Linked DNA regions of Homo sapiens: region 1 is linked to region 2. Evidence: chromatin contacts called from ENCODE Hi-C data. All regions are on one chromosome and are shown on one strand. Each heading gives the region's core, a stretch centred on a gene start or an enhancer-like site at or near the end of the contact. The rest is flanking DNA. Distances are from core to core; before and after follow the strand shown.

Region 1 (7,092 bases), core at 4,593-7,092, 4.2 Mb before region 2:
CCTTATACGTAATCATATTAGCTAACATCATGAGCTTTTATTATGTGCCAGGCACAATGTTTTGCATGTCTTAGTTTACTTAATCCCTTTAAGAATCCTATAAGGTAAGATTTTATTACCCTCCCTTTCCAGATGTAGAACTGAGGTTTAACCAGTTTAGATAATATGCTGTGGGTCACACCATCTGAGCCCACATTTGAACACAGGCAGTCTGATTTCCTTTTTTTTTTCTTTTTCTTTTTTGAGATGGAGTCTTGCTCTGTCGCCAGGCTGGAGTGCAGTGGCACGATCTTGGCTCACTGCAATGTCTGCCTCCTGGGTTCAAGCGATTCTCCTGCCTCAGCCTCCTGAGTAGCTGGGACTATAGGCATACGCCACCACGCCCAGCTCATTTTTGTATTTTTAGTAGAGATGGGGTTTCACCATGTGGGCCAGGATGGTCTCGATCTCCTGACCTCATGATCTGCCCACCTCAGCCTCCCAAAGTGCTCGGATTACAGGTTTTCTTTTTTTTTTTTTTTAGACAGGGTTTGACTCCGTTGCCCAGGCTGGAGTGCAGTGGCCTGATCATGGCTCACTGTAGCCTTGACCTCCCAGGCTCAAGCAATCCTCCCACCTCAGCCTCTTGAGTAGCTGGGACTACAGGCATACACCACCATGCCCGGCTAATTTTTGTATCTTTTGTAGAGACAGGGTTTCGTGATGTTGTCCAGGCTGGTCTCCAACTCCTGCGTTCAAGCTATCTGCCTGCCTCAGCCTCTCCAAATGGTAGGATTACAGGTGTGAGCCACTGTGCCCAGCCCAGGCTGATTTCTCACCCCACATACTTAACAACCAAACACATTGCCTTTCAGTTATTATACCATTTATTCCTGTCATTGCCATGAACAAAATGGAAGCAACCAGGGTGATAGTTGCAGCCAATAGGCACTGACCAAAGAGAACAGCCGCTGATTGTATCGGTTCAACTATTAAGAGCCTGTCCTCCAGCTACCAGGCTGATGTAACCAACTCTTTTTTTTTTTTTCTTTTGAGATGGAGTCTTGCTGTGTCGCCCAGGCTGGAGTGCAGTGGCGCGATCTCGGCTCACTGCAAGCTCCGCCTCCCGGGTTCACGTCATTCTCCTGCCTCAGCCTCCCGAGTAGCTGGGACTACAGGCGCCCGCCACCGTGCCCAGCTAATTTTTTGTATTTTTAGTACAGACGGGGTTTCACCGTGGTCTCGATCTCCTGACCTTGTGATCCGCCCGCCTCGGCCTCCCAAAGTGCCGGGATTACAGGCGTGAGCCACCGTGCCCGGCCATGTAACCAACTCCTATCATCTTTGAGTTTGTCATATATTTTTTTTTTAATTTATTTTATTTTATTTTTATTTTTTTTTTAGGCAGAGCCTTGCTCTGTTGCCCAGGCTGTAGTACAGTGGTGCCATCTCGGCTCACTGCAACCTCCACCTCCCTGGTTCAAGTGATTCTTCTGCCTCAGCCTCCTGAGTAGCTGGGATTGCAGGCACCCACCACATTCAGCTAATTTTTGTATTTTTTTTAGTAGAGATGGGGTATCACCATGTTGGCCGGGCTGGTCTTGAACTCCTGACCTCAGGTGATCTGCCTGCCTCAGCCTCCCAAAGTGCTGGGATTACAGGTGTGAGCCACCACACCCAGCCTGTCAGAATTTTTGAGAGAAATTTTAGAACATATTTTTTTTCCTTTTTAAAGCCAATTTAAATACCTCTGCTATGGGTTGCTTTTTTTTTTAAGGTAAGAAAATGAACTTTCTAAATTATCTTCAGGGGAACAACTTAGCAATCATTTAAAAACTCTTACTTCTTTTTCTATCTGTCTCTACTGATTCTACCAATGTCAATGGAGGAGAACAGAACGTGGCAGAAATATTATGAGAGATATGACTATTCCAGCAGGAACAAAATGATGGGAATATAGGATGATAACAGGTCAACTCAACTGGCTTAAACAAGGCAGTATCTAGGCCGGGCGTGGTGGCTCACGCCTGTAATTCCAGCACTTTGGGAGGCTGAGGCAGGTGGATCAACTGAGGTTGGGAGTTCAAGACCAGCCTGACCAAGATGGAGAAACCCCATCTCTACTAAAAATACAAAATTAGCCAGGGTAGTGGCGCATGCCTGTAATCCTAGCTACTCGGGAGGCTGAGGCAGGAGAATCGCTTGAACCCGGGAGGTGGAGGTTGCGGTGAGCCGAGATTGCACCATTGCACTCCAGCCTGGTAAAAAGAGCGAAACTCCGTCTCAAAAAAAAAAAAAAAAAAAAAGCAGCGAGATAATATCTTATGTCACATAACAAGAAGTCCTAATTAGGGTGGTGTCAAACCTGGTTAATCAAAGAGCTATGAAGTCTTTGTATTGTTCTGCTTTGCCATGGTGTCTATTTTGTCCACAATATGGCTACAGAATTCCTAGGTACCATATGCAAGCATGCAAGATCCAGAGGAAGAAGACATAGTCTTTTTTTGTAGGTTTCTTTTAAAAGTGAGGAACATCTTCCTAAAAGGCACCAAGCCAGGTTTCCTTCTGGTCTCAGTGGTCAGGTCTGTGAGACCTGTCCATGCCTAAAGCAATCCCTGGCAAGGGGAATGGGACCACTACGACTGACTCTGCACGTCAGGCCTTACCCCTGTGAGCTGAGATTGGACTTCTTTTCCCGAGGGGATTCTTGAATTAAAGTCCTTGTTTAGTTAACAAGAAAGAAGTGAGTGATGAATGTTAAGTATGCAATAAGGTCTAATATTTGGGGCAAGAAAGATGAATATTTGCTTGATCCTATTCTATGCCAAGGACTTTGCCTGGATTCTTTCACTTAATCCTTACAGTAAACCAAAGAAAATAAAATGAAGACATTGTCATCCCCATTTTGCTGCTGATGAACCTGAGGCATAGAGAAGTTAATTAAATTGTTAAAGGTCACATAAGAGTCAGTGATAGCCAAGGCAGGCAGATCACCTGAGGTCAGGAGTTTGAGACCAGCCTGGCCAACATGGTGAAACCCTGTCTCTACTAAAAATACAAAAATTGGCCGGGTGAGGCGGTGCGTGCCTGTAATCCTAGCTACTCGGGAGGCTGAGGCGGGAGGATCGCTTGAACCCGGGAGGCAGAGGTTGCAGTGAGCTGAGATCATAGCACTGCACTCCAGCCTGGGTGACAGAGTGAGACTGCGTCTCAAAAAAACAAAACAAAACTTGAACTTGGTTGCATACATTTAATTTTATTTATTCCACCCCCTTCCCTGAATTTGAAATGTTAAAAGTGTCTAGTTGCTTAACATGACATTTTGAATTTTTACAGATACAATTTTCATGAGCTAAATTTTAAATTCACAATATTTTAATTAAAAATGCTACCAGGCTAGGCATGGTGGCTCACACCTGTAATCCCAGCCTTTTTGGAGGCCGAGGTGGGAGGATCACTTGAGCCTAAGAGTTCATCAAGACCAGCCTGGGCAACATAGTGAGATCTTGTCTCTACAAAAAAAATATAAAAATTAGCCAGGCCTGGTGGCATATGCCTGTAGTCCCAGCTACTCGGGAGGCTGAGGTGGGAGGATTGCTTGAGCTTGGGAAGTCGAGGCTGCAGTGAGCCAACATGGCACCACTGCACTCCAGCAACAAAGTGAGGCCCTGTCTCAAAAAAAAAAAAAGCTACCAGAAAAATATGCAAATATCATTATGCTGCTTTTAGGAAACAAAATCACAATTCTTCCTTCCTTTATTTATTTATTTATTTATTTATTTTCTGAGGCAGAGTCTCCCTGTGTCGCCCAGGATAGAGTGCAGTGGCGTGATCTTGGCTCACTGCAACCTCTGCCTCCAGGGCTCAGGTGACTCTCCTGCCTCAGCCTCCCGAATAGCTGGGACAACAGGCATGTGCCATCATGCCCAGCTAATTTTTTTATATATTTTCAGTAGAGATGGGGGTTTCACCATGTTGGTCAGGCTGGTCTTGAACTCCTGACCTCAAGTGATCTGCCGGCCTCAGCCTCCCAAAATGCTGGCATTACAGGCGTGAGCCACCTCACTCGGCCCTTTCCTTTATTTATGTTTTTTTTGTTGCTTAAAAGCAGTGCTTCCATTTCATTATTTGATCATGGCTTTTAAAATTATTTTATTTATTTATTTTTTTAAGAGACAGACTCTTACTCTGTTACCCAGGCTAGAGTGCAGTGGTAAGATCATAGTTCATTACAGCCTCAAACTTCTGGGCTCAAGTGATCCTTCCACCTAGCCTCCTGAGTAGCTGGGACCACTAGCATGTGACACCACATTGGCTAATTTTTTTTTGTTTTTTGTTTTTGTTTTTGTAGAGACAGGGTCTCATTTTGTTGCCCAGGCTGGTCTTGAACTCCTGGCTTCAAGCAATCCTCCCACCTCGGCCTTCCAAAGTGCTGGGATTACAGGCGTAAACCACCATGCCTGGCCTAATCATGCCTTTATAAAAAAATCATTTTTTTTTAGAGAAAAGGTCTCACTATGTTGGTCAGGCTGGATAGGAACTCCTGAGTTCAAGTGATCCTCCACCTCAGCTTCCCCCTGTGCCCCACTCAATCATGCCTTTTTATTATAACTGATTCTGATGGTATGCTGACAGATATACAAATTAATCCAGTCCTTTGGAGCTTAAAAATAATACAATGAAAAAAATCATTTTTATGGTGTGGTGCATCATAAAGTTTATTTATTTATTTATTGAGACGAAGTTTTGCTCTTGTCGCCCAGACTGGAGTGCAATGGCGCCACCTCGGGTCACTGCAACCTAGGCCACTCCGGGTTCAAGCGATTCTCCTGCCTCAGCCTCCCGAGTAGCTGGCGCACGCTACCACGCCCAACTAATTTTTGTAGTTTTAGTAGAGGCGGGGTTTCACCACGTTGGCCAGGCTGGTTTCCAACTCCTGACCTCAAGTGATCCACCCGCCTCTGCCTCCTCAGGCGTGAGCCATCGCGCCCGGCCAATAAAGCATTTTAATGCATTTTTCCTCAAAGTATTCATAAACTTCAACTTGTTCTAGGTAAAATTATTTTCCCCTTTCTACCCACAATAAAATGAGTAATTTAAGCCCTTAACCTACACATTATTCTTACCTTGGAATATTTAATAAGAGCTGCGCTAATATTATATCTGAATAATGAAATAAGAGAAACCAAATAAGAAAAATTTGTCATAAAGCCCTATTCTCCTACATTAGATTATGTGCATGGCACACACACGGATCAGCTTAAGCTGGGTGAAACTATATGGAGTTAGAATTCCTGGCTTCCTATCATTCAGTAGCTGTGTGGCCGAGAAGAAGACTTTAATGTTGTAGGACCTTTAAAATGGGCTGTAACTCAAAGGCCCTCCTTCTGGAGTTGTTGTGAATCACGTGGGGTAATATATACTAGTTTACAAGATGGATGTGTAAGCCCGAAGGTGGAGCAGGTTTGCAAGCCTTCTTTCAGCCTAGGGACAGTAGGATGACTCATGAGTCAATTCTTCTCTCCTTCCCGTCATTTCGGGTCCAACTCTTCCTCCTGTAGTCCACAAAAGAGCACGGCTGACCGATACCAAGCAGAGAACCCAGTAGGGTATGTGACCACGTTCAGATCAACAGAACGCAAAGCAGAACGGTCCGAGTACTGCCTCCTACAGCCACTTTCCTTTCTTTAAGCCTCAGCTGCTGCTCTAGGTGTAAAACCGGCATAAAATAGCACTACGTACCTTGCAGAGTTGCTCGGAGGATTGAAGGAGATAATGTAAGAGAGTTTGGCTAGTTTGGCTATGATGGATGGACATTTTCTCTTTTCTAACGTCTCTCTTCCCCTCCTAATGAAACCTCTTCTGAAGCTCGCTAACTATAGCAGGGCTTGCAGCTTCAAAAAAACCTTTCAGTCAAGATCTTGAAATTAGTATTATTTAAATCAGTGCAGTAACACCAAGGTGTAAAAGACTGTTACCCACTGGTGGCTTTAAGAGGATTAGCTGACTGAAGAGTTTTAGAAAACATGGAAACTTTTTTTGTACGTGGATGGATGGAATTCCCTGATCTCCTTATCCCCACCACTTAAACCATGCCTTGTGGGTGACCGTGGAAGGCTGATTGTGGCGGGGACATTTACAAAGCACATTTAATTGATAAGCACTCGATTGTTCTGTAACTATAGAACTAGTTCACCTTTCAGTTGCACTGAGTGCGCCTAAGATAACGATCTTATTTGGAAGTGAGCCCTCGCTAGAAAGAAGGGGAAAAGGGTAAGACCGAAGCTCAAATGAATGACCAGAAAGGATGTTTTCATTCGAATAAACTCAACCCAGTTTTTGACCTCCCCACCCATCTCTGCCAACTTGAAATCCTCCTGGAGGGGCGAGCTGCTGGGGTTCAGGACTGGGCGTTGCGGCTGCAGGAAGCCGTGGGACCTGGGGGGTCCCTCGGCCGGGCAACCCCCACCCACCCCTACAGGACCCTGGTGCGGGGGCGAGCAGGGAGTGGACGCAGAGAAAGTTCCCCGCTCTGCTCCCGCCCTCTCCGAAACTCGAGCCAGCGAGGCTGGGGGCGGGCGGACGGCTCGCAGAGGAATTTGCAGTTTCCGGGAGGTTGAGGAAGCGACCCGAGCACAGCCCCAGCAGACGCAGCCCTAGCGCCCGGCTTTCCGGGTTCCGCGACGCTGTCGGGAGAAACCCGCGCGCCTGGAAGGGGCGGGCCGGGCTCCCCCCACCTGCGGGCGGGCGGGGAGGGTCGCGGCCGCGCGGGGTGGGGCTCGGCCGGTCGCCCGTCCGGGGCGGGGCCCAGGGAGGCGGGGTCGCGGGCGCACCGGGGCCGAGCCGCGCCTGGAGCCTGGCGGGGAGGCGGCAGGAGGGGCCGGGAGAGCCTGATTGAGCGGCGGCCGCAGCTGCATAAGGACTGCCCGGGGCTGCGCGCCGGGAACCTCGCGGGGCTGGCGGGCGCCGCACCCCCTCCCTGGCCGCCTGCGCCCCGGGGAGGCCGCCCGCGCGCGACGGGACCGGCAGCATGAGCAGCGGCTACAGCAGCCTGGAGGAGGACGCCGAGGACTTCTTCTTCACCGCCAGGACCTCCTTCTTCAGGAGAGCGCC
Region 2 (7,635 bases), core at 3,494-5,993:
GCCTCCCAAAGTACTGGGATTACAGGCGTGAGCCACTGCGTCCGGCCCGGATTTTGCCTTTTAAATAACACTATTCAGTTCCAGATGTTTGGAAAGACATAAGGAATTTGAACTACTTCTGTAATTTTAGATGGTCTCATAAATATTGTGAAACTCAGCATTCTAAACACGGTTTCTGAGCTAAATCTTGTTTAGTTTTCACCATGCTTTAAAGATTAGTTGTGGCCAGGCACAGTGGCTCACGCCTGTAATCCCAGCATTTTGGGAGGGTGAGACGGGTGGATCACCTGAGGCCAGGAGTTCGAGACCAGCCTGGCCAACATAGTGAAATCCCGTCTCTACTAAAAATACAAAAATTAGCCGGGTATGGTGGCACAAGCTTGTAATCCCAGCTACTCGGGAGGCTGAGGCAGGAGAATCACTTGAACCCAGGAGGTGGAGGCTGCAATGAGCTGAGATCGTGCCACTGCACTCCAACCTGGGTGACAGAGTGAGACTCCGTCTCAAAAAAAAAAAAAAAAGAAAGACAAAAGATTAGTTATGACTAATAAATACAAGTACGAAGTGGCCCTTGGGTCAAGATAAGTCTGTTGTAGACTTTTTTTTTTCCCCTTGAGACATGGTCTCACTCTGTCACATAGGCTGGAGTGCAGTGGCAGGATCACACCACAACCTATCCGGGCTCAAGCCATCCTCCCAGCTCTGGCTCCCAAGTAGCTAGGACTATAGGTGAGTGCCACCACGCCTGGCTAATTTTTTTTTGCAATTTATAGAGACAGGGTTTCGCCATGTTGCTCAGGCTGGTCTCAAACTCTTGGCCTCAATAGATCCTCCAGCCTTGGCCTCCCACAGTGCTGGGATTACAGGTGTGAGCCTTGTTTGCAGAGTTTAGGTCCCAGAGAATATAAAGACACTCAAAGTATCTCAACCTCTTGGAACACCTCTTGGGCATCAAGAACAACGCTACTAGAAATAAGCAGTTTGCCTCTAGAGAAACTTCAAGTAAGCACAACAAAGGGCAAAGTGACACAAGATAACTGTGGAATGCAAGCAAACAGCAGCAGCTGGTCTGTATTTTTTTAAATGGCAAAGTCACAAACAACAGCAACTGCTTTTAGAGTGAGCAGGTAGTTTGCTTTCTTTTTTTTCAAATGGAACTCACTTTTTAAGTGATGACATGCACTTGGGGGTGGGTAGGTGTGAGTTCATTTGTGTTTTGAAATCCCAAATTAATGAGCATGATAAACCGCTATTGCTGGCCCTGTCTGACTCTCTACTCTGAGTAATTGGTGGGTTCCCCCCAACCTTCTCCTAACCCTCACCCTTTTTCCCTTTCCATTGACTTGGGACAGTCCTTGTCAAAGTGCCAATCACAGTGGGAAGGAGGAGAAGGGGGGAGGTCACAGTGCATGGGATTCAAGGTCACAGTGGGCGGAGCAACGGGGATCACCAGGCAAGTAAGTCAAGTTCCCGCTGCTCAAGTCCAGCTGTCTGCCACGGTAGTGCAACCCTTGGCGGACGACCCAGGACGCGTTGACGCGGCAGTCGCGCCATCTCTTCTTGCCTGCATTTATCTGCGCTGTTTGAAGCCGTGTGACCCATCAGGACCCAGAGGCTGTCTGATCACATTATTGGGCTGTCTGCTGTCTTCGGGTTAGGAGATCCTGGTTGGCCTGAAGGGAAGAAGATCAGAGGAAGACCTATCGAGGATGGGTTTCTCCTGCTTCTCCTCGGGTTGGCGCTGCCCAGGATCCGCTTCCTGGCCTCGGTGTACTCGGCTTCCCACTGTGCCAGGGACTTGACTGGAAGGGCGGGCCTGCTAGCGGACTTGGGGCTGCTGACCACACCGTTGCTGGTGGGCCTCTTGAGGATGCGGACCTGTGGAGGGGGTCCCGGGGGAAAATTATCATCCTGAATCACAATGGGCACTTTGGGAGATTTGAATTTCCTGCTTTCTGTGTGATCTTCAGTTTTTTTTCCAGACGTCTATTTCCCCGCTGTCTGCCGTCTCCTCCCAGCTCTCAGCAACCTCCTCATATTCCATCTTACTCGCCACTTTCCAGATCGCTTGCTTTCTTATTTCCACATTTTCTCTGACTTTTGCAGTATTCAATATTATTACCTGATTCTGATTTTTCAGACATCACTATATGGTCCTTGGCTTTTTGGTCGTTCCTCTCATTCCTTTGCTGTTTCAAGCTCTGTTCCCAGCCTAAGCTTTTTACCACCGAATTCTGTTCTGTGACCCATAACTTAAAACTAACCCAACTTTTCATTCCCTCCAGACTTTTTTTGGTAAGCAGTATCATCATGCTTTAGGTGGACACTGAGTCATACTGCTGTGGTAGTGCTGGTACACGTAGTTTTGAATACCAGGTTCTTGAGTGAATCCTTTTTACTTCTCTCTCTCTCCCCCACCCCCGCTTCTCCCTTCTGCCTTCATTTCTGACCCTTCTTTTCTGGTTCCATTAGAAAAGGACTAATCTTATCAGTTCTGCCTTTTTTTTTCTGCTCTAATAATTTTGTCAAGATAATTTTTTCAAAGCACAAGGCCAATGAGAAGGGGGAAAGTCGGTCCAGAAGGCAGCCGGCCCGACTATTCTGAGTTTGAATCTACTCTTGGTGGTCCTGTTAAAATACAGTTTGAAGCAAATCACTTGTTTTTATGCTTCTAATGTCTACTCTGTCGAAAGCCCAAATTTCCTTGCTTGGCATTTAAGGAGACTCCAAGTTCTTAAAACTTCTTCTTGACTTTCATGCAAGTCAAACGGATTTATTTATTGTATCTCAAACAGTCCTCTTATATTTTCCTTTCTGTATTTTTTGATAATTTTCTTGTGCCTGGAATATTCTCTGCTTTTATTTAAGTCTCACCATCTTTCAAGACACAAAATATGTGTGATCTCTGAGGCCTTTGTGAACTGCCTCCAGCATTTACTAAGCAATTAATTCTGTCTCTGAACTTTTATAGCACAAACCCATTCGTTCACTTGATATTTAACAAATATCAACCTCTATCACTTATCTCTTTTTTTTTTTTTTTCTTCTGAGATGGAGTCTTGCTCTGTCACCCAGGCTGGACTGCAGTGGCGCGATCTCCGCTCACTGCAACCTCTGCCTCCCGAGATCAAGCGATTCTTCTGCCTCAGCCTCCCAAGTGGCTAGGATTACAGGCGCCCGCCACGGGGCCCGGCTAATTTTTGTATTTTTAGTAGAGACAAGGTTTCACCATCTTGGCCAGGCTGGTCTCGAACTCCTAACCTCGTGATCCACCCACCTCAGCCTCCCAAAGTGCTGGGATTACAAGCGTGAGCCACCGTGCGCAGCCTATCACTTATCTTTTCATGCTTACATTTTCTCACTGCTTGAGATTTTCTTTCATCCAGGGTCAAGCACTGAGTCTATTAGAAACCCCACTGTATATGATCTGATGAAGATGAGATTATCTTTTTAAAAGCCACATATTAAATCTCTTAAGTTAATAATATTGGCAATCAACTTAAATCAACTGAGTGACCACTATGTTTAAGGAAGTTTCCTTTCTGGTAGGCTGGGAAGCGGGAGAAGGGAAGGATATAACTTTATAAAAAAAAAAAAGCTGCAGAAGGGAAGGATATAACTTTATAAAAAAAGGTCCTTGTTCACAAGGAGCTAATCACTTACTGGCCAGAGAAGAAACGTGTTCCTTCTTTGCAATGGCTGTGTTTTTGGGTTTAGCTAACTCAATTCTTTATGTCCTCAATTTATGAGACCGCATCAAAAACGTTTTTGCCACATCTCTGTGGGAAAGTAGGTGAGTCAGAATGAGTGCATAATATATAAGTATATATTTTAATGATAATGAATGTGTAGATTAACAAACCCAAACTTTGTTTTTGTTTTTTTGAGAGTCTTGCCCTGTCGCCCAGGCTGGAGTGCAATGGCATGATCTTGGCTCACTGCAGCCTCTGCCTCCCGGGTTCACAGGATTGTCCTGCCTCAGCCTCCGGAGTAGAGTAGCTGGGATTACAGGTGACCGCCACCACGCCCGACTAATTTTTGTAGTTTTTAGTAGAGACGGCGTTTCCCATGTTGGCCAGGTTGGTCTTGAACTCCTGACCTCAAGTGATCCACCCGCCTCGGCCTACCCAAAGTGATGGGATTACAAGCGTGAGCCACCGCGCCCAGCCAAACCCAAACATTCTAAAAGCGCAGAGTAACCGCTCCCCTCCCCGCCAACGGTAACCAGCATCTTCGTTCTCCAACCAGAACAGCTGTATGCACCGGTGTATAAGCCTGCCTTAAGTGCTATTTTTAATCTTTTTTAAAAACAGGCCTTAAAATAACTCATTTGGGTACAACTCCAGCGGCTGGTGGAGTGGGCTTAATATATTAAACAGCTGTTAATTTTGGTTTCTTTTTGGTAACAGCGACACGGAGATCCGCATTTGTCGCAGTTTCCACCGCGGGCGGGAAGTGTAAACACAAGAAATACAAACATAGCGCAACGGCTAAAGGAGTGTCACAGCGCCAAACCTTGCTGGCTCCGCGCCAGGCCGAGCCCCACCCTCTCAGCTCGCGGCCAACACCCCCACCCCGCCTCACAGCCCGCCGCGCCCGCGGGGCGACACCCCCCACTCCATCATCCCGGAGGTGGTGCGGCCGAGCCCCGGACCCAATTGGCGGAAGCGGGGCCGGTTGTGTGCGCGCGCACAAATGCCCGGATGCGCCGCGACGACCCGCGCGCTCCCCTCGGGCGGTAGGGGGCGCGCACCGAGGCACCGCGGCGAGCTTGGCTGCTTCTGGGGCCTGTGTGGCCCTGTGTGTCGGAAAGATGGAGCAAGAAGCCGAGCCCGAGGGGCGGCCGCGACCCCTCTGACCGAGATCCTGCTGCTTTCGCAGCCAGGAGCACCGTCCCTCCCCGGATTAGTGCGTACGAGCGCCCAGTGCCCTGGCCCGGAGAGTGGAATGATCCCCGAGGCCCAGGGCGTCGTGCTTCCGCGCGCCCCGTGAAGGAAACTGGGGAGTCTTGAGGGACCCCCGACTCCAAGCGCGAAAACCCCGGATGGTGAGGAGCAGGTACTGGCCCGGCAGCGAGCGGTCACTTTTGGGTCTGGGCTCTGACGGTGTCCCCTCTATCGCTGGTTCCCAGCCTCTGCCCGTTCGCAGCCTTTGTGCGGTTCGTGGCTGGGGGCTCGGGGCGCGGGGCGCGGGGCATGGGGCACGTGGCTTTGCGGAGGTTTTGTTGGACTGGGGCTAGGCAGTCGCCGCCAGGGAGGAGGGCGGGATTTCGGACGGCTCTCGCGGCGGTGGGGGTGGGGGTGGTTCGGAGGTCTCCGCGGGAGTTCAGGGTAAAGGTCACGGGGGCCGGGGGCTGCGGGGCCGCTTCGGCGCGGGAGGTCCGGATGATCGCAGGTGCCTGTCGGGTCACTAGTGTGAACGCTGCGCGTAGTCTGGGCGGGATTGGGCCGGTTCAGTGGGCAGGTTGACTCAGCTTTTCCTCTTGAGCTGGTCAAGTTCAGACACGTTCCGAAACTGCAGTAAAAGGAGTTAAGTCCTGACTTGTCTCCAGCTGGGGCTATTTAAACCATGCATTTTCCCAGCTGTGTTCAGTGGCGATTGGAGGGTAGACCTGTGGGCACGGACGCACGCCACTTTTTCTCTGCTGATCCAGGTAAGCACCGACTTGCTTGTAGCTTTAGTTTTAACTGTTGTTTATGTTCTTTATATATGATGTATTTTCCACAGATGTTTCATGATTTCCAGTTTTCATCGTGTCTTTTTTTTCCTTGTAGGCAAATGTGCAATACCAACATGTCTGTACCTACTGATGGTGCTGTAACCACCTCACAGATTCCAGCTTCGGAACAAGAGACCCTGGTTAGTATTTTTGTCTCGTGTAACTTTTAAGAATAATTTATTTTATGAAGTGATAAACTAAATTTCGTATACCTCAATTGTAGCATGGCTCTGTAAATAAAATTGTATGTGCATAGCTTAAAGTGTGCTACCTCTGGCGTAACTGCGTGGAGTTAAAAACTGTTAAGAACTGGTCAGTATTTTTTTAGCCATTTGCCACATTTGCTTTAAAAATTAGTTCCATTACATTGTTAAGCGTGGTTGAAGTTACGTTTGTTACGTGACTGATTTTTTTTTCCTTTTTGACCTCCCAGTATTTAATTTTTAAAAATGGTTTCTAAAAGTCAAAAAAGTTATTCGTGCTTGTTTTAAAGATTTTTGTCATTAGAGAAATTTTAAAGTAAAACCTGAAAATTCCAGGCTTTTTGCTCCATGTTTCCTTTTAGATTTTTTGTGTGCGTACCCACATATATTTACATTTGAATTTAAATCTATGTTATTGTCCTGTTTGTTGTACTAACAAGATGAAACTGTAGTTGTTCTGTGACTTGCATCCTTGTCAATAAATAAAGTCTACAGAATTCTTTTTAATGGCTGCATAGTATTCCACAGCATGAGTATACCATTTTAAAAATTATTTATGCCTTTACTGATAGGTTTTTAAAAATTGCCTCCTGTTTTTGAGTATTACAGATAGTGCCGCTTTGTACATGCATCCCGTGTGACTATTTCTGTAAGAAAGATTTTATAGAATTATAGGCTGGCCTCGGTGGCTCACCCCTGTAATCCCATCACTTTGGGAGGCCAAGGCGGACCGATCACCTGAGATGAGGAGTTCAAGACTAGCCTGGCCAACATGGTGAAAACCTGTCTCTACTAAAAATACAAAAATTAGTCGGGCATGGTGGCGCGCGCCTATAATCCCCTGCTGAGGAGGCTGGGGCAGGAGAATCGCTTGAACCCAGGAGGCAGAGGTTGCGGTGAGCCAAGATTGCGCCATTTCACTCCAGCCTGGGCGATAAGAGCGAAACTCCGTCTAAAAAAAAAAAAAAGAAAAGAAAAAGATTTTAGAGAATTAGAACTCCTGAGTTCTCAATTTTACTATTTGATTGCTACTGGTAACTTGCTCACCAAAAGGCTCTAACAGTTTCACTCCTGCCAATACTGAATATCACCAATCTTTAATTATTATTATTATTATTTTTTTTGAGGCGGAGTCTTGCTCTGTCTCCCAGGCTGGAGTGCAGTGGCACAATCTCGGCTCACTGCAATCTCCGTTCCCCGGGTTCACGCCATTCCCCTGCCTCAGCCTCCCGAGTAGCTGGGACTACAGGCGCCCACCACCACGCCCGGCTAATTTTTTGTATTTTTAGTAGAGACGGGGTTTCACCATGTTAGCCAGGATGATCTTGATCCCCTGACCTGGTGATCCGCCCGCCTCGGCCTCCCAAAGTGCTGGGATTACAGGCGTGAGTCACTGCGCCTGGCCTCTTTTATTATTATTACTATTTTTTTGATAAAAGGTACTGTACCATTGTTTAAATTCATTTTTCTCTAGTTTCTTGGTGAGGCTGGGCACCTTTCCTTTTTGTTTTTGTTTTTGTTTTTTTTGAGACAGAGTTTCACTCCTGTTGCCCAGGCTGGAGTGCAATGGCGAGATCTTGTCTCATTGCAACCTCTGCCTCACGGGTTCAAGCGATTCTCTTGCCTCAGCCTCTGGAGTAGCTGGGATTACAGGCATGCGCCACCACGCTCAGCTAATTTTGTATTTTTAGTAGAGATGGGGTTTTTCCATGT

Evidence for each region. A loop is a pair of places that touch in the nucleus more often than their neighbours do. Pooled maps may share reads with other maps.
Region 1: a loop to region 2 is called in a map of naive thymus-derived CD4-positive, alpha-beta T cell, with 13 times the contacts of the local background. The contact joins the promoter of RASSF3-DT here to the promoter of MDM2 in region 2. A Hi-C loop is called at or near these places in 1 of 168 maps with a recorded cell type or tissue (naive thymus-derived CD4-positive, alpha-beta T cell), 3 of 37 single-sample maps with no recorded cell type and 8 of 50 pooled maps.

What each region holds. Positions count from the first base shown.
Region 1 is chr12:64,603,624-64,610,715 of GRCh38, forward strand. RASSF3-DT (RASSF3 divergent transcript) reads right to left here and starts at 5,843. Exons shown (of 2, transcript NR_187549.1): 1 at 5,722-5,843. RASSF3 (Ras association domain family member 3) reads left to right here and starts at 6,872. Exons shown (of 5, transcript NM_178169.4): 1 at 6,872-7,092. The coding sequence starts at 7,010. RefSeq lists enhancers at 5,412-5,461, 5,682-5,741 and silencers at 6,372-6,441, 6,602-7,092.
Region 2 is chr12:68,803,434-68,811,068 of GRCh38, forward strand. MDM2 (MDM2 proto-oncogene) reads left to right here and starts at 4,744. Exons shown (of 11, transcript NM_002392.6): 1 at 4,744-5,058; 2 at 5,775-5,859. The coding sequence starts at 5,045. It also overlaps the pseudogene SZRD1P1. RefSeq lists a silencer at 4,442-4,831 and enhancers at 5,033-6,232, 5,332-5,721.